Linked DNA regions of Homo sapiens: all the other regions are linked to region 2. Evidence: read pairs that join two places in POLR2A ChIA-PET (ENCODE). Cell type or tissue: GM12878. All regions are shown on one strand. Links, peaks and the distances in the headings refer to the core of each region. The heading gives the core; the rest is flanking DNA. Region 1 overlaps MTA3 (metastasis associated 1 family member 3). Region 2 overlaps MTA3 (metastasis associated 1 family member 3). Region 3 overlaps THADA (THADA armadillo repeat containing).

Region 1 (10,356 bases), core at 2,210-7,209, 120 kb before region 2:
TTTGACAATTTGGACAGTTTGGCTCTAACAAATGGATGAGGGGGTGCTACTGTCATCCACTGCAGAGAGGCCAGGGATGCTGCTCAACATCCTGTAGTGCATGAGACAGCCTCCACAACAAAAAATTATCTGGCCCAAAATGTCCACCAGTGGTGCCGAGGTTGAGAAAACCTGATATATAGAGTCATTGTACATAATCCTTGCTCCCTTGGTGTGGTAGTCATGGAAATTTATGTATTTTAATTAGGTATTTTAATTAGGATTTCTCTTTATTAGTCTATTCTCACACTGCTATAGAACTACCCGAGACTGGGTAATTTGTAAGGAAAAGACTTTTAATTGATTCACAGTTCTGCATGGCTGGGGAAGACTCAGGCAACTTACAATCATGGTGGAAGGGGAAGCAGGCATGTCTTACTTGGCAGCAGGCGAGAGAAGGAGAAGGAGGAACTGTCAAACATGTATAAAACCGTCAGATCATGTGAGAACTCACTATCATGAAACTGCCCCCGTGATCCAATCACCACCCACTAGGTCCCTCCCTCGACACGTGAGGATTATGGGGATCACAATTCAAGATGAGATTTGGGTGGGGACACAGAGCCAAACCATATCACCCCCTTTCATTTTAAATTTAAATTTTGTTATTTTTTTAAAAGTGTATGGATATGGCTGTCTAATAATATCCAAGGCAGTCATTTGCTTGGTTCCAACTCTGTAGTCATTTTCAACTCCTCTCGATGGTGGCTTCTGGCATTTATACTGTTCTTATATTCCTACTATTAATTTTTCAGTTTTAGGAATTTACCTTTACTTCTCTCTTCCCTATTCCCTTTGCCATCTGTTTCTAATATTATCACAACTTTTATTTAACTTAGTAAACAGTCTTTGTGTTTTATGAACATGTCAGTATTATGTATTCTTTCTTGTATAAACTTTTGTTTTCCATGGAGTTTATCATTGTTTTACCTTTGCCTTTTGATTAAGTCTTCTAAAAATGTAAAAGTTTTTATTCTCATATATCTAAAAATATTTCTCACACTTGGCCAATGATTTGTTTAGACATAGAATTTTGGTTTGGAAATCACTTCTCTCAGAATTTTGAATCTGTGCTATTCTGTTTTATGCGGTTGCTGTTGAGAAATCTAGTCTTCTGAAAGCATTTTGCATCTCTGATCTTTATTTTTTTATTTGATTGTTCATTGTGTTCATTGTGTTAAATGCTGTCAAAACTGTCTACTCACTGATTTACCAATCCCAGAACCTAATATTTTGACACTGTTCTTTATACAAAGAAATATTAAGAATCTGTAACTTGGGCCGGGCAAAGTGGCTCATGTCTGTAATCCCAGCATTTTGGGAGGCCGAGGCGGGTGGATCACCTGAAATTAGGAGTTCGAGACCAGCCTGACCAACATGGTGAAACCCCGTCTTTACTAAAAATACAAAAATGAGCTGGGTGTGATGGTGGGCATCTGTAATCCCAGCTAGTTGAGAGGCTGAGTCAGCAGAATCACTTGAACCCAGGAGATGGAGGCTGCAGTAAGGATAAGATCACACCACTTGCACTCCAGCCTGGGCAACAGAGCGAGACTCTATCTCAAAAAAAAAAGAATCTAGAGTTTGTGGCAAATGTAAGACTTGTAAAGTCAATAAAAAAATGTCTTTCTTTAATGAAGCAATAATACTGTTTGTTGAACAAGGCAAGTTTAATGTCAAACTCTGCATCTATAGGAATTTTTCTGTTTTTTTTTCCCAAGACAGAATTTCACTCTGTCACCCAGGCTCGAGTGCAGTGGCATGATCTTGGCTCACTGCACCTCCTTCTCCCAGGTTCAAGCAGTTCTTGTGCCACAGCCTCCGCAGTAGCTGGGATTACAGGCGTGCACCACCACACCCAGCTAATTTTTTATATTTTAGTAGAGATGGAGTTTCACCATGTTGCCCAGGCTGGTCTTGAACTATACCTGAGCTCAGGCAATCTGCCCGCCTCAGCCTTATAGAATGCTAGGATTACAGGCGTGAGCCACGGCGCCGGGCCAGGAATGGTTTTTTAAGTTTAGTGAACTTAAAAAAGTTCACTAAACTTGGTGATGTTTGTTAATCATGTAGATTCCTGGACCCATCCCAAGACATTGAAATTCAGTAAGTCTGGTACAGCACTAAGATATCTGCACTTTTCTAAGTGGGTAGTCCCCGCTTCAAGTTGTATCAAGGTAAAAGAAAGTTTGGGCCAAGTGTGGTGGCTCATGTCTATAATCCCAGCCTTTGGGAGGCCAAGGTGGGAGGATCGCTTGAGCCAGGGAGTTTGAGAGCAGCCTGGGAAACATAGCAAAACTCTATCTCTACAAAGAATTTAAAAAAAATTAGCTCTGCGTGTGGCACACACCTGTAGTCCCAGCTACTGGGGAGGCTGAGGTGGGAGGATTGATTGAGTCCAGGAGGTTGAGGCTGCAGTGAACTGTGATTATGCCGCTGCACTCCAGCCTGGGTGACAGAGCTAGACCCTTTCTCAAAACAAAACAAAACAAAACAAAAGAAGAAAGTCTACAGGCAGGGGGTAAATGATCACTAATTTAAACTTCTTTCTCTTTCTTTCTTTTTTTTTTTTTTTTTTTGAGACGGGGTTTCGCCCTGTCACCAGGCTGGAGTGCAGTGGTGCGATCTCGGCTCACTGCAACCTCCGGCTCCCAGGTTCAAGCCATTCTCCTGCCTCAGCCTCCAGAGTAGCTGGGACTACAGGCGTGTGCTACCACTCCCAGCTAATTTTTGTGTTTTTAGTAGAGACAGGGCTTCACCGTATTGGCCAGGCTGGTCTCGAACTCCTGACCTCGTGACCCGCCCGCATCGGCCTCCCAAAGTGCTGGGATCATAGGCATGAGCCACTGCGCCTGGCCCTCCTCTTTCATTTATACAAATATGTACTAGCTTTAGATAAAAGAAATATATAACCTGTATGCACATTTTTACGTTTTTCAGTCTGTAGGATTATATGGGACATACCATTAAGCAAGTAGCAGATTCCAGGCTGATCAGCGCCTGCTGTTGAACGTGTGACTTTGTTTTGTCGTAATTATTTATTCACATGTCTTTGTGTCCCAGCACCCTGCGCAGTCTCTGAAACAGATTATACTTTGAAAACCTTTTCAGTGACCTGTGGGAAAGTAGGTTTTCTTTATAGCAATTCTGTACTCCTTTGTGGTTCTGTGTAGAAAAGTAGTACGAGTGATTATATGGGCCTGGAGTGATCTTTGTGTTGTGGTCTTTGATACACTTCATATCATGCTTGGGCATCTTTATTATTTAAGGATTAAAATATCGTACATGACACATGATTAGGTTCATTGCTTGAGACTCAGTATAAATTGCCTATGGTATCTGTATACGGAATTTGATAATAGTTCCTTTAGGTTGGGGTTAGCTTAAAATTTACCATGTTTTTATCTATGAGCCAAGATTTGTTTGGCATAAAGGAAACTAACGCTTTAAATCTCTTTTTAAACCACTTTTATCAACAACTCTTGGCATGGTAATATATGTGTTAATTACATATTCATATTTACTTCATAAAATAATTCTGACTCAACCTCTTAGCTGTTAATGTATGTACATGAAAATTGTAAATGTTAGATTTTCATTTTTAATTTGGGGAGATGTACAATATAGCTATATTAAAGAAAAATTTAAAACTTAGATCACTTATTATCCTTTCATCTTTGTATAAAAACTGCATTTCCAAAAACAATTTGTACTTCATTATAACCTGTGTTTCCTTATTTCCTAATATAATTATGAAAATAAAGGTTTTATAATTTAAAATCTTTTATTTCAGACCATATGGAAGAGACTTTTAAAGTATGCTATATTGTTTGTTTGAATTTTCAGTGTCCGTTAACCCTTAAAAGTCAAGGGACTATTAAAGACAGTGGTATTGGCTGGGCATAGTGCAGTAGTGTTTATAACCAGTTACAGATTTCTTTTTTTCTTCTCCACTATCACTGTTTCAGTTGACTAGCCTTAAAAAAAAGTACCTATTAAAATAAAATTTAGCAGGTTTTACTCCTCCCCATTAAAACAAGCAAATCTGACTTTAGAGAACTTATTTTTTTAAAAAGGGGGATTTTTTTTTCTAGGTGATTGAGTATCAAATGTTAGAAATATTGCTTTGTCAGCTGTTAATGAGGGGAAAAAGTAAGTGAAAACTATTTTTAGAAACCTCATTTATTAAGCATATTGCATGTGTGAGCACATATTCACAGGTCATAGATATTCTGTGGCAGCTGTCGATGTGCTAACGGCAGCAGAGCAATTTCCCTAGTTGCAATTCTGTCCGTTATGAGAACATGTCAGATAATTGTTACCTTTTCTTTTTTTTTTTTGAGACAGGGTCTTGCTCTTTTGCCCAGGCTGGAGTTCAGTGGTGCAAATACAGCTCAGTGCACCCTAGACCTCCTGGGCTCAAGCAGTCCCCCAACCGCGAGTAGCTGGGACTATGCCCTGCTTATTTTATTTTTTTTAATTTTCAGTAGAGTTGAGATCTTGCTGTGTAGCCTGGTCTCAAACTCCTGGGCTCAAGCGATTCTTCTACCTCGGCCTCCCAAAGTGCTGAGATTACAGGTGTGAGCTGGGCACAATTGTTGTCTTTTCAGTGTTGTTATGTGTGCTAAAGTGATGTTAATTTTTTTTTTTTTTTGCTTCACTAATCTACTTGAATAAAATATGTTAGAAAAAAAGAAAACCTTTATAAACACTTCCAGTAACCACGTTAGAGATTTGACAGGATAGTGTGGAAATACCACATGCTCTCAAAGAAAGCTTTCTAACCTACAGTGATCACCAGAAAAAGACATTTTTATAAGGGGTTTTTTTTTTTTTTAATTTAAAGAGTATATAGTTGCAAAATGTTTAGCAAGCTGTTTTGACCAATGTGTTAGCACTTTTAGTATTTTATTTTGCTCTTGGTAATTTTTTTCTTTGAATTGTATTTCACTCTGGTGATCCAACAGCAAGCTTTTCTAGCTTGCTTTCTTTCTTTCTTTTTTTTTTTTTTTGAGGCGGAGTCTTGCTCTGTCGCCCGGGCTGGAGTGCAGTGGCACGATCTCGGCTCACTGCAACCTCTGCCTCTGGGGTTCAAGCGATTCTCCTGCCTCAGCCCCCTGAGTAGCTGGGATTACAGGCATGTGCTACCATACCCCACGAATTTCTAGCTTCTTATTTAATATATATGTGATATATTTGTTTTTGCATGTTGGCTTTTGGAGATGTCTTAATTTTTGTTTAGAAAATCAAATGATCTTACGACATTTTAAAGAAACATTGTGTGAGCCCTGACCAGTATTTGTAACTTGAATAATCTTCAAAATGCTCCTGTCAGATTTCTATTAGTTATACGGATTTTTTTAGGCTAGTTAGGGTCATTTTGAAAGTGCTCGTAATAAATGCCTCTACCTACATAACCTCAGTTTTTCTCAGAGTCTAGACAAGCCTTATAAAAACAGACGTTAGTTTCCAAGCTCAGATCAAATGTAAGTGCTGTCAGACCTCAAGGTCCGTGGATCTGTCGATGTTTATTTTGCCCCTTGCTCTATAGAAGGCTCCTTGTGTTTAAATTTTAACTAGTTTTTAGAGTAATTTCAATATAGATGAATTAGTTATATCCTGATATGAATGTGTATTATTTTTAGGTTCTTAAATGTAGTTAGTGGCTGCTCATAAAAATCTGAATATTATTTAGCCATTGGTTTGTGTGGTGGTGTCTTTGTCTGAACATCCCTTTTATAAAATTACCTCATAATATCTATTTATAGGTTCAGAAACTGACTCTTAGTCTGAAGTTCTCATTGTACTCTTTTTTTTTCTTGAATAAGTAGAAACTACCTATAAAGTATTGCATATTAGGATTTATTGCCTAACACAATTACTCCAACAGGCTAGCCTCTCAAGAAATGCCTATAAAGACAGCCTTATTTTATAAGTTACCTGACATTAGGATTGTAAAGTGGGTCTAAATGGTTTGAAAAAATATATATTCCTAACTGCCATGTAGTTTCTTAATACCAGTCTCACATTCTTAACTTTGTATTTCTCATCACTGAGAAGGTGAGGTGGCCTTTGTTACATTTATTCTTTTTTTCTTTTTCAACAGGGGAAAGTGCAGTGTTGCCCTTCTGAATGAGACAGAATCAGTATTGTCATATCTTGATAAGGAGGTAATTCACAATCATAGTTGTTTTGTTTTTTTCTCCCTTTATTTCACATGAAGCTCTTTCCTTGGAATTTATTTCTTTTTGTACAAAAGTATTATTCCACCATTATATTAATAGCAGTATTATAGTAAAAGTATAGTGACTAGAATGCATTCGGGTAAATTTGATTTTTCTGGTTATCTGAGATAAGAGCAAAAACTGTGTCTGTTTTTCAGTTGGTAATGAATGGCATTATAGAGAATGGTACATGGATTTAGTTGATAGTAGATGAATATTTTTGACTTTATGAAATTAATGCTTTAGTGTGCTTGGCTCCCCTTTCTGTTTTGTTTTTGTTTTTATTTCTTGAATAAATGGTTTTTCTTTTAGACTGTTTCCAGATGAGATTTTACCTTTGGTGGTCTGCTTTCTGGAATCCTAATAAATTTTGTCAGTTAAAAATATTTTTCACTAAACCTCAACAAGAAATGTAGTTAACAAGTTGAGATAGAGCATACGCTTCATGGAAAGGAGGAAATTTTTATAAGCAGAATATTCCATGGTATGCATAGTTTTAGGTGACATTTAAAGCAACATCATTTGTATGGTGGGAAACATATTTTAGTATCAGTGATGCTTCAGTATTTAATCTTTATGATTTTTTTCTTCTCCCCCAAAAGCTTTATTACATATACGTATGTTTTAGTTTTTGGAGACAAAGTCTTGCTCTGTCCCCCATTCTGGAACGCAGTGACGTGATCTTGACCCACTGCAACCTCCGCCTCCCGGGTTCAAGCAATTCTCATGCTTCAGCCTCCTGAGTAGCTGGGATCATAGGTGCCTGCCACCATACCCGGCTAATTTTTGTGTTTTTGGTAGAGATGGGGTTTTGCCATGTTTGCTAGGCTGGTCTTCAACTCCTGGCCTCAGGTGATCTGCCTTCCTCAGCCTCCCAAAGTGCTGGGATCAGAGGCATGAGCCACTGTGCCTGGCCGGTTTTTTTTTTTTTTTTTTTTAAATCTTATACTCAAGTGTTGCCCATTTATCTCAAATGAAGAAAATATAACAGAAAAAGTTTGATACAATCATGCAGAACCCACTATACATTAGAAAACCTAATAGGAAATAAGAAAACCAACAGGAAAAGTCATATTCAAAGCAGAAAAAAGGCTAATAGACTTTATAACTTACCTTTGTAAAATTTAGATAGGCTTTTGTCATTAGTCTGTCCCACAGAATGATGGATTATAATATGGATAATGATAATGCCCAGAAATTAGCATTATTTCACGGAAGCAGAAAGAAAAAGGCAAAACATTCCATGCATTTCATTGTATTAAATTTTTTTTTTTCGGCCGAACGTGGTGGCTCACACATGTGATCCCAGCGCTTTGGGAGGCCGAGGTGGGCGGATCACGAGGTCAGGAGTTCGAGACCAGCCTGACCAACGTGGTGAAAGCCTGTATCTGCTAAAAATACAAAAATTAGCTGGGCCATGCAAAAATTAACCGGGCGTGGTGGCGCATGCCTGTAATCCCAGCTACTTGGGAGGCTGAGGCAGGAGAATACCTTGGATCTGGGAGGCGGAGGTTGCAGTGAGCCGAGATCGCGCTACTATACCTCTAGTCTGGGTGACAGAGTGAGACCTTGTCTTAAAAAAAAAAAATAGACATTGGAGAGGGATGAGGATTGAAAAATTACCTATTGGGTACACTGTTCACTATTCAGGTGATGGGTACACTAAAAGCCCAGACTTTACCATGACACAATGTATGCATATAAGAACTCTGCACTTGTACCCCCTAAATATATAAAAAATTTAAAAATAAAATATTGAGATTGGCATAAAGACGGTAACCCAAAGAATAACTTTTTAATTATCATCCTTTACTTTTAACTCTGTGTTCTTGAAATTGGCCTATCTGGAACCTTTTCTTCTTCTTTTTTACAACTTCTATTATAAACCAAACATATTTTGAATATTTTCCCATATCAGGACATAGAAATCTAAGGATTTTAAGCAACTTATATGACCCAAATAATCATTTCATCTTATTATATTGTAGAGTATGGCAAGCTCCTGTTTTTATTGGAGTACCATGCTAATAGGTTTTACAGATAAAAAGTGAACTGAAGTATCTCTGCATTTAAATCTGATGGTGGCTTCATGTGGGGGCTCATGTCTGTGATCCCAGCACTTTGGGAGGTTGAGGCAGGAGGATTGCTTGAGCCCAGGAGTTTGAGACCAGCCCAGGCAACATAGTGAGACGTCGTCTCTATTAAAAAAAAAGAAAAACAAAATCTGATGTTGAGCCAGTGGCAATAACTTCAGTTACTGAGTAATATTTATTACTCATGTCTGTAAAGCAAAACAAAAAAATCAAACAATTCTGATTACATAATGATCATCCCCTGTAGCTTTGTTAAGTTGGTTTTTTTTTTTTTTTTTGAGATGAAGTCTCACTCTTGTCCCCCAGGCTGGAGTGCAATGGTGCAATCTTGGCTCACTGCAACCTCTGCCTCCTGTGTTCAAGTGATTCTCCTGCCTCAGCCTCCTGAGCAGCTGGGATTACAGGTGCCTGCCACCACACCCGGCTGATTTTTCTATTTTTAGTAGAGACGGGATTTCACCATGTTGGCGAGGCTAGTCTCGAAGTCCTGACCTCAGGTGATCCGCCTGCCTCGGCCTCCCAAAGTGCTGGGATTATAGGCATGAGCCACTGCACCTGGCCTAAGCTGGTTGTTTTATCTATTCCTGCAGATTTTTTCTTTCCTTAGATAGCACTTTAACAGTATGCATAAACTGTCACATATTGGTGTCTCCCCCCCCCCCCTTTTTTTTTTAACAGTTTTTTTGTTTAAACTTTTTTCCTGACAGTGAACAATGAATAAAATACAGCACAGAATTTCTCAGTGGTTGGAATAACTCTGTTTTTTTTCCCTTTCCCCTTATCACAGTATGTAAGAACTCCCATAGGAGAGATTTTTACTGTCTGACAGATTATCTTTTATTTGCAGTTTCCTTTGCTGGGGCTTGGTAAAGTTCTGGTAGTAGGGACAGGTCCTTCCAGGATATAATACAGAGAACTGGGCAGCCGATAACCTTTGGGATCGTAGTGGAAAGCAGAAGATGGGACTTCTGCTTCTGGTTCAGATAATCTCTAGTGGTTATACGGAATTCAGCAAAGGACTGGTGCCAGGTCATTTTGTCCATTAGGCTCAGAAACAAGGACATAGGAGCTTTGTAAGGGAGGACTGGAAATTTTGGTGTGTATGCTGTTGGTGAGCATGTATATAGCTATGTTTGTATATCTGTCTATATGTATATATATGTATGCCTCAGTACTTAACTGCAGAATTATAGTTAATACATGTTTAATTAAATATTTACAAAGTGGTATTATTATAACAGTAAACCACATGTAAGTTCAACTCATGCAGTTTAATGTGAGATATGTATACTTTTTAATCTTTTGACTAAAAGCTGGGATGGACATTACAAAAGTAAGAGTACCTGGTATCTGTGAAGTCTTCCCTTCTGTTTGGTGTGGACTTCAGAAGTTTATAAGATGATTTGACTTTAGGTGTCTTACCTTGGAGTTATGGTTTAATTTTGCTAGCTCTTGAAACTCTGCTTTAGAGAGCAAATGGTTTTCTTTTAGACTAAAACAAATAATAGAACTTTATAATCTACTTTGTTTCAAGCTGTTTCTTTTGGCTTGATTTAATTTTGTACTGTTTTACATGATGACGGTAACACCATGCTCTCCTTAAAGATTTATGAGTTTATTCACCAAAATGAAATTTTATATACTCTCTGGGGTTTATATGTTCATTGTAGCAACATTGATTTTAATGCTTTATAAGAAGTAGAAGGAATTAAGTATACCTATGTATTTTGTCATATTTTTCAGGATACCTTCTTCTACTCATTGGTCTATGACCCCTCATTGAAAACACTATTAGCTGACAAAGGTGAAATCAGAGTGGGACCTAGATATCAAGCAGACATTCCAGAAATGCTGTTAGAAGGTACGTTTTTCTGCGTGTTTGCAGTTTTGTGAAACAAATATATCTTGAAACTCAAATATACATGTCCTCATGTAGAAGAGGCAATGTTCAGGGCAAAGTCTAAAAGTTATAAGCACTTGCCATTTTACTGTTCTTTGTA
Region 2 (10,356 bases), core at 2,454-7,453:
CTACCACGATAGGAAGCAGAGCTCCTCAGTCCTTCTATGTGCTTCCCCTCCTGTTTCTCTCAGTTAAGAAAAAACAACATACTATGTATGTTTCATAGATACTGTATTTTTTCTTCCCTGAGGATATTAATGATAGTGGCTTTTTATTTTTATTTTATTTATTTATTTTTTTGAGACGGAGTCTCACTCTGTCGCCAGGCTGGAGTGCAGTGGCACAATCTCGGCTCACTGCAACCTCCGCCTCCTGGGTTCAAGCGATTCTCCTGCCTCAGCCTCCTGAGTAGCTGGGATACAGGTGCGCCCCATAACACCTGGCTAATTTTTGTATTTTTAGTAGAGACGGGGTTTCACTCTGTTGGCCAGGCTGGTCTTGATCTCTTGAACTTGTGATCCACCTGCCTTTGCCTCCCAAAGTGCTGGAATTACAGGTGTGAGCCACCACGCCTGGCCATGTTTTTTGTTGTTTAAGTATTCTTCTCTGTTTCTTCTCTCTGTTTCTTCCAATTTGTACTCTTCTGTTGATTATGTGTTATTTGGTCTCTAACACCTGCTGTTAGAGGGTCTTTGTTTTTTTTTTCCCTGGTGACCTTTGTTGTCAAACAATGTTTAAAAGTAGGAGACTAAAAATCAGAGTGAAAGCTCTGTGCTTGTTCTTGGCAGAACCTGTAGTGCAGTTCACTGTAGGGTGATCAGGTTGGCCTGGTGTTTGGACGATAAATGCCAGTTTCTTTCGATATTTTCTCATGGGCTTGTCAGATTCCCCAGAGAAGTTTCTTCCTATCTGTTCCCCAGAGGATAAATGTTTGTTACCTGCATTCTGAGAGCTTCATGGGAAGAAGGCTGGGGGCTCACCATTCAGTAGACATAGGTTCACTTGATCTCTCTCTGTTATAATTGTAGCCTTGTCCTTAGCTGTGCATGGTGCCTCGTGTCCCCTAGGCCTGAAACGGTTTTGTCCTCGTCAGAGAATAAATATCTCGACTGGTGGGACGTAGACAGTTGCCTGGTGGTATGGAGTTGGGAGAGCTTCTTGGGATCCAGCTGCTTCTCAAAGAGCCTTTAACTCCTCTTCCTTGCTTCAGTCCCCTCCCCTACTTCCAGAGGTACCTGGTGTCATTTCATGAGCCTTTGGGGTTCTCTAGACAAATTGGGTACTCAGCTTTCCACACTGAACCTTCAAGTCTGTCTGTCTTGAGTGCATAGTCTGTTATCACTCATTTATCTGCTTTCCAGCTTCTAAAATTCTGTGGTTTCTTCTCTGATTTTCAGAAGGAAAGGAAACTAACTCAGAAGCCACCAGCTAGCTGGCTGGATTGCTTTCATTGGATTGGTTGATTTAAGTGCAGAATCTCCAAGTCCATGGACTTCAAGTACTTCTGAGTAGTCAAACCATTAGGGAAAATTTTGCAAAAAACAAACAAACAAAAAAATAAGTGCCTGTCAGTCAGGGCGAGTACGTACCAAAGTGGCAAATATAGGTTAATACATTTGAGAATAAATAAACAAAAAGAGAAATGATTTGGGCTACATCATGGTCTAGGAAGGAGACTGAGAATTGATGTAGACATTTTCCTGGGGCTCTCTGCCTGTGCTACTGTGCTGAGTCTCTGTATCTGGCTCTTGTTCCTGCTCCAAGGAAATGCAGAGGATCTGGGGAAGCTCTGAGCAGAGGAGAGTGAAGTGATAACCTTGTAAGGGCAGGTGGTAAGTACTGGGATTCTTCAGCCCAGAATACAGAGAGGTGGCCTGTCTCAATTGAAAACCGTGGCCAGGGTGGAGAAGGCAGAGTGGAGCCTGGGCACCAGAACCTGAGATGCTAGGAGGAGAGGGTTGTTTCTGAAACCGCAGCAGGCAAGTTTGGCACAAATAAAAGCACAATTTACCATGGCAGGCTAGAAACTTGGGAAACTATTAAAAGCAGCTCTTTTGATAGGTGGTTTAATTCCATAAGGGTTTAGACAGATGAATGACAGAGCTCCTGCTCCACTAAATACAAAAAGAGAGAGTGGCTCCTAGGAGACGCTGACACTTACATAACCTTCCATTTAGACACTGAGGAGGTCAGGATGCTCTTACTGGGCTGTTAGCAGAACACTGGGCTGGATGGAGAATGAGCAGCTTGGTGTAGTAGGAAAAACTTGACACAAATTAAGGTCTACATTCAAATCTTGACTCCTCAGCTTACTTACTGTGACCTTGAGCAAGTTCTTAACCTTTCTGACACTCCCAAGATTCTGCTGAAGGTTAAATAAGGTAGTTACATAACCTACAGTATGTTCAATAAAGCAAGGTTAGCATGATTCCTAAACTGAATTTATCTGGGCCTTTATTTAACACATACTTGCTGAGCTCATATCAAATACCAAGCTGGGTACAGGTATCTTCCCTATCCTAGAAAAGCTCATGAAGTGAAGACACAGCTCTGCTCCATCCTGCAGCCCTTCCTTGGCATGCTCTGAGGCTGTGAAGGTGAGCATTGCTGGGTCCTTTCCTGGCAGCAGGGTGATGTGCCTGGGGCAGAGAATATCTGAGCATCTTATCCCTTCTCAGCAAACAACCCCACTTCCCTCCTAGCCACTTTCCTAATAACTAAGTAAAAAGCTTTCACAACTTTCTAATACAACACGGTGGTGATGTGGTTTGCAGGCCACTTCTGCTTTTTCATTTACTTGTCTCTGCTGTAGTCTCCAGATGGTCAGAGTTGAAGGTTTTTGGGGAAGTGGAGGGGGTGGGAGTGAGGGGCATAGGAATAGTTCCTGACACTGTGGGAGAGTGAAGTTCACTCCCCTCCTACAAGAAATGTGTTCATAGCCTCTGGGTGCCCACATCATTATGATTAATTATGATGAGCTCAGATGAGATCGTGCCTCCTCCCAGCCAACTGTGTTCCCTATTCCTTAGTATCCGTCAGAAAAGTTCCATGAGTCTCTTCTCTTGCCTGGTGTACTGTAGCACCTCTCCAGTGACCACTAAACCCGCCTATTCAAAACCCAGCTTTTAAGATCTTTCCGTCCTTCAGTATCAATTATATATTTTATTGGCCCTAATTAAACTTTCCCTTTGATCCAGTGTTAAACTACATTGTGAGCCCTTTTTTTTTTTTTCAGACAGGGTCTTGCTCTGTCGCCTGGGCTGGAGTGCCGTGGTGCGACCACAGCTCACTGCAGCCTTGGCTTTGTGAGCTCAAGCAGTCCTCCCCCCTCAGCCTCCTGAAGTAGCTGGGACTACAGGCATGCACCACCACACCTGGCTAACTTTTTATTTTTATTTTGGTAGAGACAGAGTGATGCTATGTCGTCCAGACTGTCTTGAACTTCTGGCCTCAAGCCATCCACCGGCCTTGGCCTCTCAAAGTGCTGGGATTATGGGCATGAGCCACCACACCTGGCCTAGTCATGAGATTTTCTTTGACCTACTGCTGAGCCTCCTTTCCCTGAAGGTTGTGATGTTGGGAGGGGTGAGTCCATCCTCCCTTTCATCTTGCCTCCACCATCGGGACTTGTTTAACCTTCACACTGTTACTTCCCTTTTCTAGAACTCACGTGCTGTGTGTCAGACTGAGCTTTCCCTGATTCATTCTACAATCCAAGACTTGCTGCACTGTCCTGCTGATGTTCACAGCCGTGCCTGGGAAGAAGGCAGCCCCACTCCCAGTACATTTCAGTGGGAGACCTCTGCGTGCATCCATGGAGACGCAATGGGGCGGGGAAGGAACTGTGGGAGTGCACGTTCCAAATCCTGTGTCTCCACGTGTGGATCAGCAGCACCTCGCTTTCTTGTCAGAGACCTCGCTGTTACGGAGCGAGACCTGCTGAGAATTGAGGGGCTGAGGGAACCCCTCCACCTCCTCCCTTCTGCAGCGCCCTGCGCCCCACCCAGCAACAGCGGCCACTTGGCAGTGGGGCTGCTGCAAGCTCAGAGCCGCTGCCACCCTGCATGTGTCCGCTCAGCTCGGTCTTATGCTGTATAGTTACTAAATATGTACAGGAGGGCCATGGCATCTTTCTGAATGGATTTTTCTTAAGAAATGCGCCAGTGTTTATGAGGTTCAAGGTATTTCCCTGTCCTTGCTGTTACCGTCACTCAGCTTTTTCTCGATAGGCTTCATCCTTGTTTTTTTGAAATGGGGGAATTTGCTGTTTACCCTCTGCATTCCTATATGTGACCCTCCCTCCTACTCCTCCAAGGAACAGAATTACCGAGGTTCTGACAAAAGATAAGCCTGTAAACTCATCATCTGTGTTTTGTGGTTGGAGAGAAACTGGTGTTCTGCCCGGCTCTGCTTGGTCACAGACAGCTCCAGCAAGAGCAGTTGTTAAAAGTGCCAAGCGTGTGTATCACTGTGACAAGCCGTTTGCTTACTGCCCTGTTCCCTTGCAGCCAAACCAGCTGATGAAGAACTGCTGCCAGGTGGGTCCTACAGCAGGTCACAAATGACCTAGTTTCATTTTAAGCAGACAGACTCTGTTTGGCCTAGAGGTGTGGAGTGAGAGAACTGTGTTTGTGGGTATGAGTCTGTGTGGCCAACCCCATGACCCCCACCCCTCCAGCCCAACATCTTGTGAGCACATGTGACCTAGGCCCCGGGGGACCTGCCTGCTCCTTTGGCTTGGGCTCTTCGTGTTTCCCACCTGCCCTCGGCACGAGCCCTTGGTGGCATCACAGTTGGCCACTCAGCTGTGCTGAGTAGCTGTGCTACTTGTGCTGGCAGCTGCAAGGATAGGAATAGCTCAGCGCCCGATGAGCTCCCTGAGCAGATGTGAGGCTGGCAACTCCCCTGCCCTCTGTTTGCAGGCACAGGGTCACAGTCCCAAGAAAGACAACTGGAGTCTGATCTCCCAGCCATCTCTGGGGTTACTAGGAGGCAGCTGGATGGCAGATACGAGAGGCCCAAATAGCCAAGCTGTTGCAAGACAGAGTGGCTACAATTGAATTGACACCCTGGGAAGCACGAGGTAACTTGGTAAGGATAATGATGCTGTAGATGTCTGTGTCCTCGGAGGCTGAGCTCCGCTTGGCAGAGAGAGCGTGCTGTGTGAGGTGGAGGGCGGTTTTGCAGACATCTCAGCTTCTTTTCTGAGGAGGAGTTGGTTCTCATCTTAGGCTTCTGCAAGGGCGAGCATGGGATGTCTCCACCACCACCCACTCTTGGAGCTGTGCTGGGTCTTGGCTTGGGGCGCTGAGGGTGGGGCCTGTGTCAGAAGCATTTGGTGAGAGGGGTGGAGGTGGCAGGCAGGGGTTCTCCTCAGGGTTCCCACTGAGGGGTCCCTTCAGCAAAGACCTGGGAGGAGGTGCCGCATCACGTGGATGTTTCTTCCCTAAAGAAAAAGACACAGGAAAGCTGTCTGTCTGTACCCTGCTCTGGATTTATTGTCGTACTTGGACCCAGAAGGGGAAATGATTCCCTCACCCTTTCACTTTCTCTCTGAACCCCTACTAAGTGGTGACTGCAGATTCTGGAAACAATTAGCTGCCCGTGACTCAGCTGCCAGCTTCATTTTCTCTGCCTTTTGGGAGAGGCCCTCTCACCCAGGCCCAAGAGATTTGGAGACAGGAGTCAGGCCAGGTCTGAAGCAGGAGAAGGGAGGCCCCTCCTATCTACCCAGTTGACATTTGGCTTTGGGAAAAGCGCAGCTTGTTCGAGCCACGTGTGCCAAGCAGGCTTTTCCTTCCTCTTGTAAGTAAAGCTCGTGGTTCTGTAGTCCAGTCATCCTAGGAGGGTGATGTTGACTGAGACTTCACGCTCTCCCTTTGTCTCTGGAAACTGCCCCCTCGTTCTGACAGAATCCCCCAGGCAATGGAGGAAGGGTGCCGAGGCGCCTCTAGTCTGTGCCTTTGCCGTTGGAAGCATTTGGTGCTGAGAGGGTTTCCCAGCCACCCGCTCCCTTTCTGGGGCCATGGTGTCCCTGCTGTGTGTCAGTGGCATGTCACTGTGGTTCAGTGAGCACATGGGTGGACGTGCAGAGACTGTCTGCGCAGCCCCCAGCAGACATGCCCCTGGGGTGAGGACACAGGCTCTGCAGGCTATCTCCCCCTCTGGCTCAGTCATCGCCTGCCCACCCTTCACTTCTTAAAGGTGCGCAAGAGAGGAGGGCCGACTGGAGGGTGTCGCCGGAAGGTTTCAGCCTGCCCTTCACAATTCCCCTTGTGCACAGCCCAGTTTCCATCTCTCAGGGCCCACCCAGGAAAATGGATTTCAAGTGGGGGTTTTCATCCAGAGATTTGTTTAACACAAAACAAGAAAAGCTGAGAGGCAAAACAGGGGAGTGAGGGGCAACCCAGAGGTGGGGAACAACAACAGCAAGCCGCCCCCATCCTGAGACTGGCTGGGCACCAGGGGAGGACGCGTCACCAGAGCCTGGGGCCAAGGCCACTGGGGGACCTGCCACACTGTGGACCTGTCTGGTGGGGGCTGGAGCCTCGAGAAGCCATGATTCTTGTCAGAAACATTTCCCCAGGCAGAGAGAGGGGGCCCCAGCCTCTCCCCTCCTCTTGGCCTCCAGAGTCCTGCAGGTGCCTCACAGTAGTGAAACCCAGTTGGAAGCAGCTGCCCTGGGAGCCTGGGACAGGCGACCCACCGGGTCAGTCCCCTGCCACTCAGAGCAGAGCAGGGGGCTGAGGGCAAGCAGGTGGGGCTGTGCGTGGCCTCAGTGCACTCGGTGTCATGTCTGAGCCTGGTGTTTATGCCCCACTGCTGTCCTAAGTCCCTGGCGAGGGGAGGTGGAGGAGCTGCCCCGTGGGTGTTTGGAGATTCTGTTTTACTCTGCCTAGAGAGGAAACGGCTTTGGGGAGGGAGGGGGAAGCCTTTATTCTTTACTGTTGTCCCTGTTTTCCTTTGGGGGAATTTACTCAGTTAGCAGCCCCTCCTCACCATTCCCCCCAGGAAGGCCATGTCCCAGTTTTCTGTCCACCCCTCCTGTTCCTCTGCACTATGTCTCTGATTTTCCCTGCCAGGGAAGCTAACCCAGAGCACGCACCTGTGCTCATGAGTGTTTCCGCAGGATAATTCGTTCTGAGCATGATACCACAGTGTGGATTGTCTGTCTGTAAGGAGATGCCATCTACTAACCAATTTGTATTGTGTTTCCAATAAATTCCTGGAAATTTTGCCTGGTTTTATGCTGTTCTTTACTAGGATGATGGCTCAGGTGTAAGACTGTGCACGCACCCCTAGGCCCAGCCTCAGGTGGTCCTTGTTTCAGAACCTTGAGCTCCGAGGGCCCCGGGGAGGTAATAGGCCAGGCCAGTTGGTCTGCTGTGCCCCAGCTGCACTGAGACTCTCAGAGGCCTTTCCCCAGGGTCTGCATCTTCTTCTGCTGTCTCATAAGCCACATCCTGGGGACATGGAAGTTTCACGAGGCGAGGTCACCCCAGTAGGAGGCCTTTGACCCTGTGCCCCCAGGCCTGGAGGTATGAGGTGTAATAGGCAGCCTTTTTCCCGTGAACTACCCTGCAGTGTGACTTGTGCCCTGCTGTGGCCAGTGCTGGGTTGTGGGGATGGGTGCTGGGGTATTCAGGTGGTGCACTGAGGAAGGCTGCTGTGCCCCAACATGGGGTTTGCTGTTTGGCTGGCTGTTTGTGTGGACTCTGTCTCAGCTGCTGTGCCAAGGTCATTATAGGGGAAAGTGAAGCTTGGCTCCCTTGGGACCCCTCCAGCCTGTGTTTGTGAAGTACACATGTTTGTGACTCTTGTTTGCTGGGCTTTCTGAAAGATTTTCTTAAAAGGAGTCACTAAGCTTATTTTTTTCTTTTCCTTTTTCTCAGACATGGTCTTGCTCTGTCACCCAGACTGGAGTGCAATGGCGCGATCTCGACTCACTGCAACCTCCACCTTCTGGGTTTAAGCGATTCTCGTGTCTCAGCCTCCCAAGTAGCTGGGGCTATAGGCGCACGCCACCATGCCCGGCTAATTTTTGTATTTTTAGTGGAGACGGGGTTTCACCATGTTGGCCAGGCTGGTCTCGAACTCCTGACCTCAGGTGATTTGCCCTCCTTGGCCTCCCAAAGTGCTGGGATTACAGGCATGAGCCACTGCACCCAGCCTTCTTAGTGTTTTTATTGTTTGTTTTTTTGTTTTTTGTTTTAAATTAAGGCTTTTAATGCGAACTCAAATATCACCTCCCTCTTTCTGGAAGCTCCTCTGTAGCTTAGAGTGTTGCATGCCATACCTCTCAAGGGGGCCGACCTTAAGCTCCATACCAGGACTGGGTTTTTATCATCGGACTTCCTAGGAGGTTTCTTCTGCCCCTCCCTGGGTAGGTTTTACCCTCTGTTTATTCTGATTCTGCTCCTGGGTGCAGAGATTGCTGGAGGAACCACACCACCTACTCACGACCCCACAGCTTAACTCATCAGGGTGCTTAACTCACCAGGCCCCTTTGAGCCACTTGCTTAGTGACCCTTTTCTATGTTCTTCTTTGGGAGCTTGATTTTCTTATTTCCAGAACCAGCTGTTCCAATCCTTTGCCACTTTTTAAGTCCTTATCCCCTGAGAGCTGCGGCTTCTAAGAATCCCTTCAGCTTTATTCCCCTTGTCCCAAGACCTACTGAAATAGTGCCATTGCTCCAGCTCAAAGAGGCATCCTTCTATCTTCTGGGGACAGACCCTCCTGCCACCCATGAGCTGCATTCATCCTTCCACTCCCTTAGGGCCTTGCAATAGTGTCTTGACTCAGGCCAGACTGCCACTTACTAGCTGGATGACCTTGGGCAAATTATTCAACCTCTGTGTGCCTCAGTGTTTCCATCTGTAAAATGGGATAATAATGGAATCTCCCTCATCAGGACTAAAAAAATTAATATGTGTAAAATGCTTAGAATAAGGTCTGGTACATTCCAGTCCCCATCATCATTCCCCTCCTCCCCAGTATTTTTCTTTTCTCCCTTCTCCTCCTGTATTTAAAAATCTCTTCATCTAATCCACCAAATAACAGAACAGTCAAACCACCAAAACATCTGTCCTCTGCTTAGTTTCATCTAAAGCTATTATCTTCTCTCCTTTTACTGGCACATTTGTTGAAAGGGGAAGAGTTGTCTCCATTACTTCAAATCTCATTAATTCCTCAACCCATTATAGCACTTTATGGCTTCCATTCTGCCCCCACCCCCATCCACTCACTGAAATTGCTGTCAATAAAGTCACATTTAATGACCTTCTAATTGTTAAATCCAATGCTATTCTTAAGTCATCCTCTTTGAGCTTTCTTGAGCATTTGAAGATGTTGTAGCCATATGAATTTTCTTCATTCGTTACACTAATCCCTTTATTCTCTACCCAAAGCAATGCTAAGTAACATGCAGATGTCATTCATAGTCGTTTTTTCAGATTTTTTTTACAAAGATAATTTCAGATCTAGTAGTAAATCACCTGTGTGCCACTTCCCATTTTTCCTCCATCTCAGCAGTAAGTACTCTCTTTAATTTAGTGTTTATCATCCCATACATGATTTTATACAATTAATGCGTATGTATGAATCCATAAATGATAGCATGTTTTGCATATTATTAAATTTCATACAATGACAACCTATCACTTTTTGAAAAGCTTTTAAAAAATAGACCCAGACAGTGCATTGTTAATCCAGGTTGTCCATCCAGGGTGTTCATTGACCAGACAGTGTCAGACATGGACACTGGTTTTCAGATCAACTCTCTTCAATATGTAATTAGGAAACACTTTTGAAAATGCTCTGTTCTTGCAGGAGGCACTTTGCAGACTGTCTGGGTATTTTATGTTTGGCTTTTACCTTCATAAAAGATGGCTTGATTCTGTCCTTTTTAATGGGCAATCTCTTACTTGGGTGAAGATTGCCTTGACTTCTTTTCTTCTGCAGTCCTGCTTTTTTCCTAAAGATTTTTTTTTTTTTTCTGAGCATTTCACTGGGTTTTCCTACATGTGTCCCTTACTTGCAGGGATTTTTTTAAAGGATGTTTCTTGATTCTCTTCATTCTCACCAGATGACCACATTCTTTCCCATAGCCCTGGTGAGTGGAAGACCCTTGCTTCTATCTCCAGTCCGAAGTGTGCTACTGTACATGTTTGCCTGGGTGTCTTCCAAGCCCCTACAACTTGTTTTACCTCCAAACCTGCTCCACCACCTGCATCCTCAGTGTGTCCCCCACACAGCCTCCCCATTTGGACCCTCCGTGGTCTCTGCTGCTGCCTTTCTTCAGGCCTTTGCTTGGAATACAGACATAGGTCATCTCCCACGTCCCCTACCCTCATGCTCTTGCCAGAGTAACTGATGAAAATGCAAACCAATCATCATCTTCCACTTAACAACCTCGTGCACACACCCGTCTCCTGCCATACTGTCTGCAGGATCAACCCAGACTCCTGGGCTTGGCACCAGGGCC
Region 3 (10,356 bases), core at 3,661-8,660, 520 kb after region 2:
GATGGAGGCCTCAGCCCTTAAAAAGCTTAGTGTGGGTGAAAGGAGGAGTCTCCTAAAGAATGAGCAATGTAAGAGCTAAACAGTGTGGGTCTGACTCAAGGAGAGACACAAAGACTGGAAAGGCTTTGTGGGAAAGGAGGGCATGGGGCTGGGTAGAATCGCGACACTTAACCAGGTTGACTGGCACAAGGAGGACATGCCACGCATAAGCACAGTGGTGGAACAGGCAGGGTGCCAAACTTGAGCCTCCCCTCTCCACTTCCCCATTCCTGCTCCCTTCTAAGTGTGGCTCCCTCCCTCCCGCCATTGCTCCTTTTTTTTGGTCTCTACTAAGTGTTTTCTTCCTTCCCAGTCCCCTTCAATTAAAAAGCTATCTTTCTAGTAAATTCTTGCTCTGGGTAATGCAACTGCAAAGCTTGTGGGCTTGCTTCCTAATGAAGTGTCTGCATTTTGGGTGATGTGTGTGGTCCTAAGAGATGATACAGGGATCAGCAAACAAACTTACCAAGTTAGTGAGAATGTTTAGAACAAAATTCTTATTATTAATGGTTACTTCCTTTTCTTATAAAATTAGCCATGTAAGTTGCTAACAGAAAAAATGATTTGGATACATGTAAAGGAAGGTCTGTTGATTTTAGGTGGCCTACCACCTGAGAGGGTGGACTCCCAACAGTTTAGAAGCAGATGCTCTATCTAATTCATCCCTGTGTCCCCAGATGTTAGTGCCCATGCAGCTGGCACTTGCCAGAACCTCAGTGATTAGGACCTGGTAAAAATAAGAAGATGGCAGATTGCGAGAAGTGAAGTTCCTATCTCCCAAAACCCAGTCTTTCCCCCTTACACAGAAATGGGCTTTTTAGCTAAGCGTGTGTCCATTTAGCTCAACACACGATTTCTGAGCCTCTTTGGCTGAGATCTGTGGCAGATGACGAGGGCCTGGCTGATAAGATCCATGGAAGTGGTGCATGTGACTTCCAGGCTGGCCCTTCCCTCCTGCCTTCCGGCTCACCAGATTGTGGACATGGCAGTGGGAGCTGGCACTGCCATCTGGGGCCATGTGAGGGATGGTGTGTCTTGAAAATGTCAGAGCACCAAGAAAGAAGGTGTGCGCCCCTAATCATACGGACCATCACACTAGTCTACTGAGTGCTCTGTGTGAGGAAAAAATAAGCTACTGACTTGTTTAAGCCACTATTAACTTCTCTTACAGATGCCAAATCTATACCCCGACTAAAACACCAGCTGTTTCATGCTTGAAACCCCAGAAAATACTTCAGAAAGTCCATTTCAAGATACACCCCAAGCTGACAGCCCTGGTTGTACTCCAGTAACTTCAGTACTTCAGCTGGAGGTGAGGAAGCAGGAGAGGGGGAAAGGAACAAGGGAAGAGGAGGCAGAGAGGGAGAAGACAAGTTGCCGTCAAGGCCAATTCTTTGTTTTTGATTCCCACCTGCTGTTCTCTGCCTCTGCTCCTGTAGATCAGCCTCACAAGAAATTCACTTCTGACAAACCCAATTACTGAAATACAGCAACGATTTCCTGGCCATTTTGACATTCAGGGAGGGATTTCTTACTTTTAGCTCATCATGATGCATCAGTGAACAGGTCAGAGCACATCTCTTGAATCCCATTCTCCTCCTAACGCTCATACAGACATTCACATCCAAACTGGGGCTGTGTACTCTTTACAAACAGACACTCTGAAAGGTGCACAGATTCCCAACATGCCATTCTATCTCAATGTACACACCCTGCCCCACGTGTGCAGAGAAAAACCCTCCCTGTACTGGCCCGCCACCACCAGAGCCACTCTCCATTCTGCTCTTCTGCCCATGAGAGGTCTTGCCATGGGGACTGCTGTAGTCAAAATAGAGCAGCAAAAACAAGGAAGCCCAGGCTTTCACAATCCACCAAGCATCTTCTGGGAGATTTGAGAACAGAATTGGAGTTTGGTGGGTAGGATGAGGGCTTCCCAGGTCTCTGATGTCACCCTTTACGCCTCCTTGGATAACAGCAGGATGGTGAGGGAGGGGTCGCCACCGTGGCCAGTGAAGAGGCCTCTCCTGGGCCCCACCCCTGCCCTGCAGAACTTCTCGGGCAGCACTGTCATGACAGCCTGGGTCTGACCTTCATCTGGCTGTTGGGATGGAAGAAGTCTGTGGCTGAGTGAACTCAGGAGGGCAAAGGGCAGGTGCCAGTGCTGGCTGGGGTGCTCAGGAGGGATGCTCCCAATAGAGTCAGGCCTGAAGCTGGGGCTGGAGGAGTCATCCTCACTGAACCAGGGACGAACGAGAAAGGTGGGGGGGCCCATCTTGCCACCCCTGACAGAGTAGTGACCCTAACACCTGAAACTGGCTTAGGTTCAAAAAGGAAGCCTGCTCACCACAGTGAAGAGAAATCCTGCATTGTGATATGGCCTTGCTGAGGAAAGCGAAAGTTCCTGAGGAAAAGGAAAGCACAGAAGAGGAGAGCCGAGGCCACGAGCTGGAGAAGGAAGATCACCAGGCACCAGGCTTGCCCTGACTAACAGGGAAGACAACACCCTGCAGCCGCGTCAGCACCAGATGGCCTAAGCCTCAGACTGAGGGCTTATCATCACCCACAGGGGTCAGTCGCCTTGGCCAGAGAGCTCGGCTTTCAGAAGCAGCAAGAGTCAGGGCAAAATGATGCAAAAATGACCCTCATTTCCTCGAAAGGAGCCTGTTGTTGTCTCTCTGGGGATTAGTCACTGGGAGGCCATGGTAACAATCCCATCACCCCAGCAACCAGGCCCAGCCAGGGTACTCACTGGCACTCATAACTGGCCAGCAGATCGAAGACGGGAGCATTAGTTTGCACCTGCTTTTGCACATCATGGGAGCCGCTGCCAGTGACGCACTCGCTGAGATGCAGGTGAACGTCAGGGGGCCCAGGCTCTCTGGAACAGCAACTGATGGCACACGCAACTTGGAATGCGGCAACCGGAGCTCCACCGTGCCCACCCACTGCAGCTGGCAGGAATGGGGGCCTACCTTGATCAAATCTCTTTATTTTGAAGGAATAAATAAGAAAACAGATAACTGGCTCCCACATAACTATCTTCCTTCAAAAGCATTTCCCCTCACCCTCCACTGGTTCACAGTGGGTTAGGACCACAATTCCTAGCCTCTTCTGTTTCCTCCCCTGCAGCCCCACTGACAATACTGAAGAACACACAGCCAGCTACGGAGAGAGGCCCAGAGAGACCAAGGCAGTGGAATCCCGGGCTGACTCAGGGTGTGGTTTGATTGCTGACTGCTGAGAGATGGCTGGTTTCACAGAACACTTAGTTCTTCCCACCCCAGTGTTGCTGGAGTTCCTCCAAGCCCTCTTCTCAAGGCAGTGTTCCATCTTCTCTGCCCTTACCCCACACCACCCCATCTCACCCCTGCCAGCTCCTCTCTACCCGAGTCTGGATTATTCTCAGGGGGCATCCCTACATTTCTGTCATTTCCTCTGTATAAATCAAGGCTTGGGGGACAGTAGAGAGGTACTGTCCTGGGCCTCAGGAGTGGGTGTTGTAGACCTCGTTTTTCTACTCATTATGTGACACTGGGGAAATCATTTACCTTTCTTGGGCTTCAGTTTCCACATCTGTAAGTCAGAGGCTCTAAAACCCTCGAGTCCTGGGATTCCCTCCCTTTAGGAGGGGCACTGGAGAACAGGAACAGCAGCAGCCTTGACAGAGGACCACCTGCCGCCTCTTGCTGCATCTGCCCTCTATTCCCTTTCCCCAGGGCACACTCTGGTATCTCAGCTCTGGTCCCCAACCCATTTTCTTACACTCTGACTCCAGTGTCTTCTTTCAAACACAACAGTGAGTTTAGAAGACCTTCAATGCACCCCTTTCTCTTAACTCCTGGGTTCTAAACTAGATGCCAGGTTTGGACTCCTTTCCCTGTCTCAGAGAGGATCTGAGAGTGCAAGGCCTCTGTCACCACAGGGGCCGGAGCTCCAACTCTGGCTCTGACACTTATCTGCCTTGGGACGTTGGGCCCATTCCTTCAACTCTCTGAACTTCTGCATATTCACATTTAAAATGGAGGAAGTATAGTAGGTCCCTATAATCCCAGCTACTCAGGAGGCTGAGGTGGGAGGATCCCTTGAGCCCAGGAGTTCAAGACTGCAGTGAGCTACAAGTGTGCCTGTGAACAGCCACCAGTACTCCAGCCAGAGTGATGCCATGAGACCCCACCTTTAAAAACATAAAAATATAAATAAAATGGAGGAAATAATAAAGTATCTCACAGTGTTGTGAGGATCAAAGGGGATAAAATGAAACAGGAGCATCAAGAGGGAGGTGATGAGGTTCTCCTTCCCCTGTCCCCCCACTGGCCTGCTCAGAGTGGGAAAGAGCAGACGGGGCTCTGGGAGGAAGGGGCCACCTCCCCTAGGCCTTCCAGATCGATTCATGTAGCCTTGGCTCTGGTCTCTCACCTGGGACCTGATAAGCAACTGACAAGTATCCACCTGCTGGGCACTTCCCAGGGCCGGCCCTGTGCTAGGCATGTGGGTCCCTATGGATGAAACTCTTGCTCAAGAAATTCCATCCTGCATGATCCAGTATGGAGTGACAAGGGAGACACAGAGTTAGTCCAGGATTTTCTACAGTGGCCAGTCTTAGTAGATGCTTCATCAGTTCCTCATCAGCTGTTTGAATTAATGTCTCTAGGAAGAAGTCAGGACTAAGGCAGGCGATTTAATCTGCCATAATAAGAAAATGCTGTGACCTCAGGGCAATTTCATAACATAAAATCCAAACAGCTCCCCCACCAGGTAGATCTGAAAAACACTAAGCTTCTTACTGGGTTTAACTACTTTGATAGATACATTCCTCAATTCATTCATTCAATTGATCATCAAACAGTGATTCTTATTGAGAATCTATTATGTGCCAAGTTCTGAGAATATAGCAGCAAACAAACAAGACAAAAATCCTACACTCTTGGAACTTTTTTTTTTTTTTTTTTTTTTGACAGAGTTTCGTTCTTTTGCCCAGGCTGGAGTGAAGTGGTGCAATCTCAGCTCACTGCAACCTCCACCTCCTGGGTTCAAGCGATTCTCCTGCCTCAGCCTCCCGAGTAGCTGGGATTACAGGCATGCACCACCACGCCCAGCTAATTTTTGTATTTTTAGTAGAGAAGGGGTTTCACCATGTTGGCCAGGCTGGTCTCGAACTCCTGACCTCAGGTGATCCACTTGCCTCGGCCTCCCAGAGTGCTAGGATTACAGGCGTGAGCCACCACGCCCGGCCTCTCTTGGAACTTTTATTCCGGTGGAGAGAAACAAATAACAAATAAATAAAATTATGCAGATAATTAAACCAGTGGGGTGAATGATAGCAAATAACTGGGTGGTTACTGTAGTCTGAGAGGTCAAGGCAGGCCCCCTGTGCAGATGACACTGAAGCTGAGATTGGAATGATATGAAGGAGTCAGCCATGCAGGACAAGGGAAGAATATTCCAAGCAGAGGGAACAGCTACTGCAAAGGCCCTGAGGTTGGAATGGGCTCTGGAGTTGGAAAACCCCAAAGATGGCTGGAGTGGCTAGGGGAGGAGCGGCAGGGGCTGGACTGGGTAGGATTTTATATGTTGCCTTAGGAGTCTGGGTTTTACCCAGATTAAGATGGGAAGCCAAGAGAGAGTTCTGAGCAGAAGAGCAGTATCATCTGTTTTACTCCTGAAGAAGTGAGCCTGAATTGCAACGAACAAAAATAGAGGCAGGAAGACCAGGCTGTAGAAGTCTGGGGAGAGATGGTGGTGGCTTGGACTAGCACATGAAACAAGCCTGGCGGACAGGCACTTTCTAAGTATTTGTTGAATGAATGAACAAGTGAATGATTGAATACCCTTGATCTGACCACTTCTCATCTCATACTTAAATAGTAAGAAAAATCTATAGACTATCTTAAGTAGGAGTAAGAGAAGGGGTCAGAAAACAATTTAGAGTTTTGGTTTTGTGCTTTTTTTTTTTTTTTTTTTGAGACAAGGTCTCACTCTGTCACCTAGGCTGGAGTGCAGTAGCATGATCATGGCTCATTGTAGCCTTGACCTTCTGGGCTCAAGTGATCCTCCCACCTCAGCCTCTTCAGTAGCTGGAACCACAGGCATGCACCACTACACTTGGCTAATTTTTAAATTTTTTTGAAGAGACAGGGTCTCCCCATGTTGCCCAGGCTGGGTTTGAACTCCTGGGCTCAAGTGATCTGGCTGCCCCGGCCTCCGAAAGTGCTGGGATTACAGGTATGTGCCACTGTGCCTAGCCCCAATTTAGAATTTTAAAGTAGACACATATAAATGATGGATGGCCAGGCACGGTGGCTCATGCCTGTAATCCCAGCATTTTGGGAGGCCAAGGCGGGCAGATTACTTGAGGTCAGGAGTTCAAGACCAGCCTGGGCAACATGTAGTAGCCCCATCTCTACTAAAAATACCAAAATAAGCCAGCCATGGTGGTGTGTGTCTGTAATCCCAGCTACTCAGGAGGCTGAGGCAGGACAATCGCTTGAACCCGGGAGGCGGAGGTTGCAGTGAGCCGAGATTGCACCACCACTGCACTCTCGCCTGGGCGCCAAGAGTGAAACTCTGTCTCAACAACAACAACAACAACAAAAAAAAAAAAAAGAAGAAAAAGAAATGATGGAGGCAAATAAGTTTAACTCATCTGAAGAGGAATTTAGGCCAGGCTTGGAGATAGGTAGGAGGATATATTCTAGTAAAGTGATTCTTAACTTTTTTGGGTCATTCTTCTTTAGAAAAAGGTACTTGGTACATCTACAATATTGAGTCTGGGGCCAGGCTCTGGCACCACAGAGCAGAAAGGGCACTTTGAAGGCGATATACCTGAGTCGATTAGGAAAGAGCCTACTGGAAGGCAGGAGGAAGGGGGAGGCAGTCAGTACTTGCAGAGCCCTTCTAGTGCCTGACTCTGTGATCTGGCAGGAACTGAAAAAAGCACAGGGCCTGCTGCGGGTCTGAGACTGGTGGGCAGCCTTAGAGGTTCCAGGAGTGGAATCATCTGTGACTCAGTGTGAAGTCCCACAGGGCTGGGGCTTTGCTGACTGAGCTGTCTCACTCCATAGGGCCACTGGAAAATGTCACAGTGACCCAGGCCTTTCTATCTCTCTCCTCCCAGGCTTCCCTCCCTGTTTGCTCAAGGGTCGGGGCATATGAGAAGTGTTCATCCTTTCATGCTGGCTCACGGGCTCTGTGTGGGTGACGATGATGCACACATGTATACATGTGTGCAGATGTTGTTTTTTTCCTTCTTTGCCTTGCCCTGGCTACATGGCTGCTTGGACTCAACCTCACAATGCCACTTGCCTACTGCTCCCTCCTCTAACCTCTGAGTCTCATTTTTCTACATCTCGCTCCTACTTCCCCTCTTCCACCTCCCTCCTAAACACCATTGTTATTCCAGTCTCTATGGGTCACCATGCCAAGCACAGGAGGCTCCTTTGGTGTCTCCCAGATAACCCAGGGGCATGGTCCCTGCAGCCCCAGGCTGGCTTTCTGGTCCTGTAATCCAAGACCCTGACTTCAGAGGTAAGAGTGAGGAGGGACCCAACACTACAGGCTGCAAACTCAGCCTACCAGACCCGGACAGTGTGCGAGTCAGCAAGACTGCCACCCTAGTTGGTATGAATCAGTGAAAAACGCTGTCCCTTGAGCTGGTTCCAGCAGAGAGGGTCTGCCTGCTTGTTCTGAAGCTTTCTTATTTCAAAGCGTACTCTCATGTTTCTTTTGCCACCTGACTATGGTGAAAAATCAATCCATTAACACAAATTGAGCACCCACTGTGTACCTAATAGAAAACAGTCTCTAAGTTCATGAGGGCTAGTTGGGAAGAGAGAACTAAAGCACAGGAAAGGGAAAATGATAAAAGCGTAGAATAGCAAAGGCTCTGTGATGATACAATAACCAAATGCTGCAGCGGCTCAGGGAATGGGGAGATCCTGGAGGGCAAGGGTGCTGTCGAGAAGATGGGATTTAATGCATTCCCGCTAAATGTCCATATTTGGAAGGATGAGCAGAAGTTTTACATGACTTTTTGTGGGCAAGGGGCCTTCTAGGAGAGAGGGACCAGAACTACTTGGAGACAGTATTCCAAGAAAAAGAGCCACAGCCGATCTGCCTGCTTGCCTACCCACTATCCCCTTTAAAGGTCTTACATATTTTCTTTCATAAGAAAGTTTCTACCAAGAAGTCATCCTTCTTGAACCAAAACACTGACAACAGGCATGAAATCTGGCACGCCTTAAAATTCCTTGCTCAGTGCCTTCTCTTATCCTGTATCAACTCAAGCAGAAACTGTTTTCCTTTCTTTTCTTTTCTTTTCTTTTTTTTTTTTTTTTGAGGGAGTCTCACTCTGTTGCCTAGGCTGGAGTGCAGTGGTGTGATCTTGGCTCACTGCATTACTGCGAAAATTCCACCTCCGAGGTTCAAGCAATTCTCCTGCCTCAGTCTCCAGAGTAACTGGGACTACAGATGTGCACCACTATGCCCAGCTAATTTTTGTATTTTTATTAGAAATGGGGTTTCACCATGTTGGCCAGGCTGGTCTTGAACTCCTGACCTCAGGTGATCTGCCCACCTCAGCCTCCCAAAGTGCTGGGATTAGATGCGTGAGCCACCGCACCTGGCCAGAAACTGTTTTCTGAGCCTCACAAATGGAGACGGGAATGGGAGGAGGCCATCTAAATTAGGTGGCCAATAGTGGCTGAAGCCGAAAGAGCAAGAAAGGGGGAGATCCAGTGCCAGGAAAAGCAAGAAGCCTGAGGGAAGTCCAGAAAGCCATCCCCCTGCCTGCCCTGTCCCCATGGCCCATCCAGCTCCCAGAGGCACCCTGCCTCTGCTAAGTGGAACGTATGTGGTTCTGCCTGGGGACCTCCTGATCTAGCCATCCTTAAGCCCATCCTGGAGTCCTTCGGTCTAACTCTCTGCAGTATTTCCAGCTAAGCCACACCAGATAACTTGCATCAGAGTGAAAGAGCTCTGCAAAAAGAAAAGGCTCAGGTATCCCTGGCTTGTAGGAAAGGCTATGGAAGAACCCCAATCACTGGATTCTTTCTAACCTTCTAAGATACCTTTCTTATCTTCTCTTCCTCTGAAGGCAGCTTCACAAATTTGTACCTTCATGGGTTCCTCTCCTGCTGCTCTCATCCAGAACTCTGCCTAACTTAAGAATCATGCAAATGCCAGGATTTAAAGTTAAGTATTGTCCAGGTTGTTTTTCCCACACAGAGGCCTTTGTTCAAATGAAATCTGACATTAAATGCCCGATGTGGTATATAAAACAGATCTGAGTGGCCGCTTGGTGGAAGAGGGTGGGGAGCTGCAGAGATAGCCTTGAGCATCTCCTGCTCTTGTAGCATTAGAGCTCTTTCCTGAGCATTTCAAGGCCTGAAGTCAGAGCAGGGAAAGGAGGAAGGCAGAGCCTTGCCTGGAGTCCAGCCCACAAATTTTTTTTCTCCTAGCTACAAATTTCAATACCTTACTCTTAAGTCCTGGAAATGTCATTTCTTCCATTCCCTTCTGCAGGCTCCATGATTGGTACAGAGTGGGGAGGGAGGGGCAGAGAGGGTCCTGCAGCTGGGGCTCCCTGATGTCCATACTTCTAAGGGCTGAGGGTGCTTTGGACATTGCAGGGAGAGAGTTGTTAACAGGCTGTGAGTTTCATGCTTCCCTGTGTGGGCTGCAGCATGTGCAGGAGATTCCAGCAGGCAAAAAAGGTGAATAAGAAATCTGTTCTCAGGAGGGCCGGCTAACCATGGCATTATTTTCTCCAGGCCTTCTAGAATCATTAACTAATCAAATCTAGACCTAAAGCCAATTATGCAAAAGGATATGTTAGGGTGAGGAAGTCTGAATGACTGCATTTAATGCTTGCCTATTCTACAGGTTCCAGAAAGTGCCCGTGGGGACCGATAACTAGATCTGTTAAGGAGCACTGGAGATCCCAGGATAGCTGTGCTGCGTTCTGAGGAAGGCAGGACAGAACCCAGACAGTTTATTCTGTTCCCACAGCAGATAAAGGTCTCCCTTTGCCCTCTCCATTTCGAATGTTGAGCTCTCCAAGACCTAAGGAAAACTTTGTCCTGGATCACAGTGACTTGTGGCCTCTGAGTGCCTTTCCCGATTTCCTGGTAGTTTCACTTCCTGGAATGCCACAGTCTGACTTCTACATCAGTGCCAGAGGCATGCCTTGTTATTTTCCCCTGGACACCTCACAGGTTTGAAACTCTGAAGTCACCTCATGCTTTCCCTTCTCTCCCACCTCCCACAGCAGCAGTCCCCATGTTGAGATTACCCAACCCCCAACCAGTATTCTCATACATC

What was found. Peaks named below come from ENCODE experiments on the same cell type or tissue, not always from the same donor. Only the 100,000 strongest peaks of a DNase experiment are listed, where the experiment ranks them.
Region 1: POLR2A ChIA-PET joins it to region 2 with 5 read pairs; 2 of 35 experiments call an interaction of 5 or more read pairs at or near these places.
Region 3: POLR2A ChIA-PET joins it to region 2 with 5 read pairs; 1 of 35 experiments calls an interaction of 5 or more read pairs at or near these places.

The regions. Positions count from the first base shown.
Region 1 is chr2:42,634,028-42,644,383 of GRCh38, forward strand. MTA3 (metastasis associated 1 family member 3) reads left to right here. Exons shown (of 17, transcript NM_001330442.2): 5 at 6,146-6,209; 6 at 10,100-10,217. Among named protein-coding and RNA genes, the nearest start is that of MTA3, 71 kb to the left of the region's middle. RefSeq lists a silencer at 9,179-9,379. In GM12878, for the core only: no CTCF peak of the experiment used is centred there; no DNase peak of the experiment used is centred there; H3K4me3 peaks cover 799 bases; H3K27ac peaks cover 918 bases.
Region 2 is chr2:42,749,839-42,760,194 of GRCh38, forward strand. It overlaps MTA3 (metastasis associated 1 family member 3), which reads left to right. Exons shown (of 17, transcript NM_001330442.2): 17 at 3,536-7,108. The coding sequence ends at 3,561. Among named protein-coding and RNA genes, the nearest start is that of OXER1, 9.1 kb to the right of the region's middle. RefSeq lists enhancers at 6,206-6,776, 6,777-7,348. In GM12878, for the core only: no CTCF peak of the experiment used is centred there; DNase peaks (open chromatin) are centred at 2,633 and 4,463; H3K27ac peaks cover 1,803 bases.
Region 3 is chr2:43,266,643-43,276,998 of GRCh38, forward strand. The region is part of intron 36 of THADA (THADA armadillo repeat containing); the gene reads right to left. Among named protein-coding and RNA genes, the nearest start is that of LINC01126, 45 kb to the left of the region's middle. RefSeq lists enhancers at 6,535-7,035, 6,804-6,853, 7,036-7,536. In GM12878, for the core only: no CTCF peak of the experiment used is centred there; no DNase peak of the experiment used is centred there; H3K27ac peaks cover 804 bases.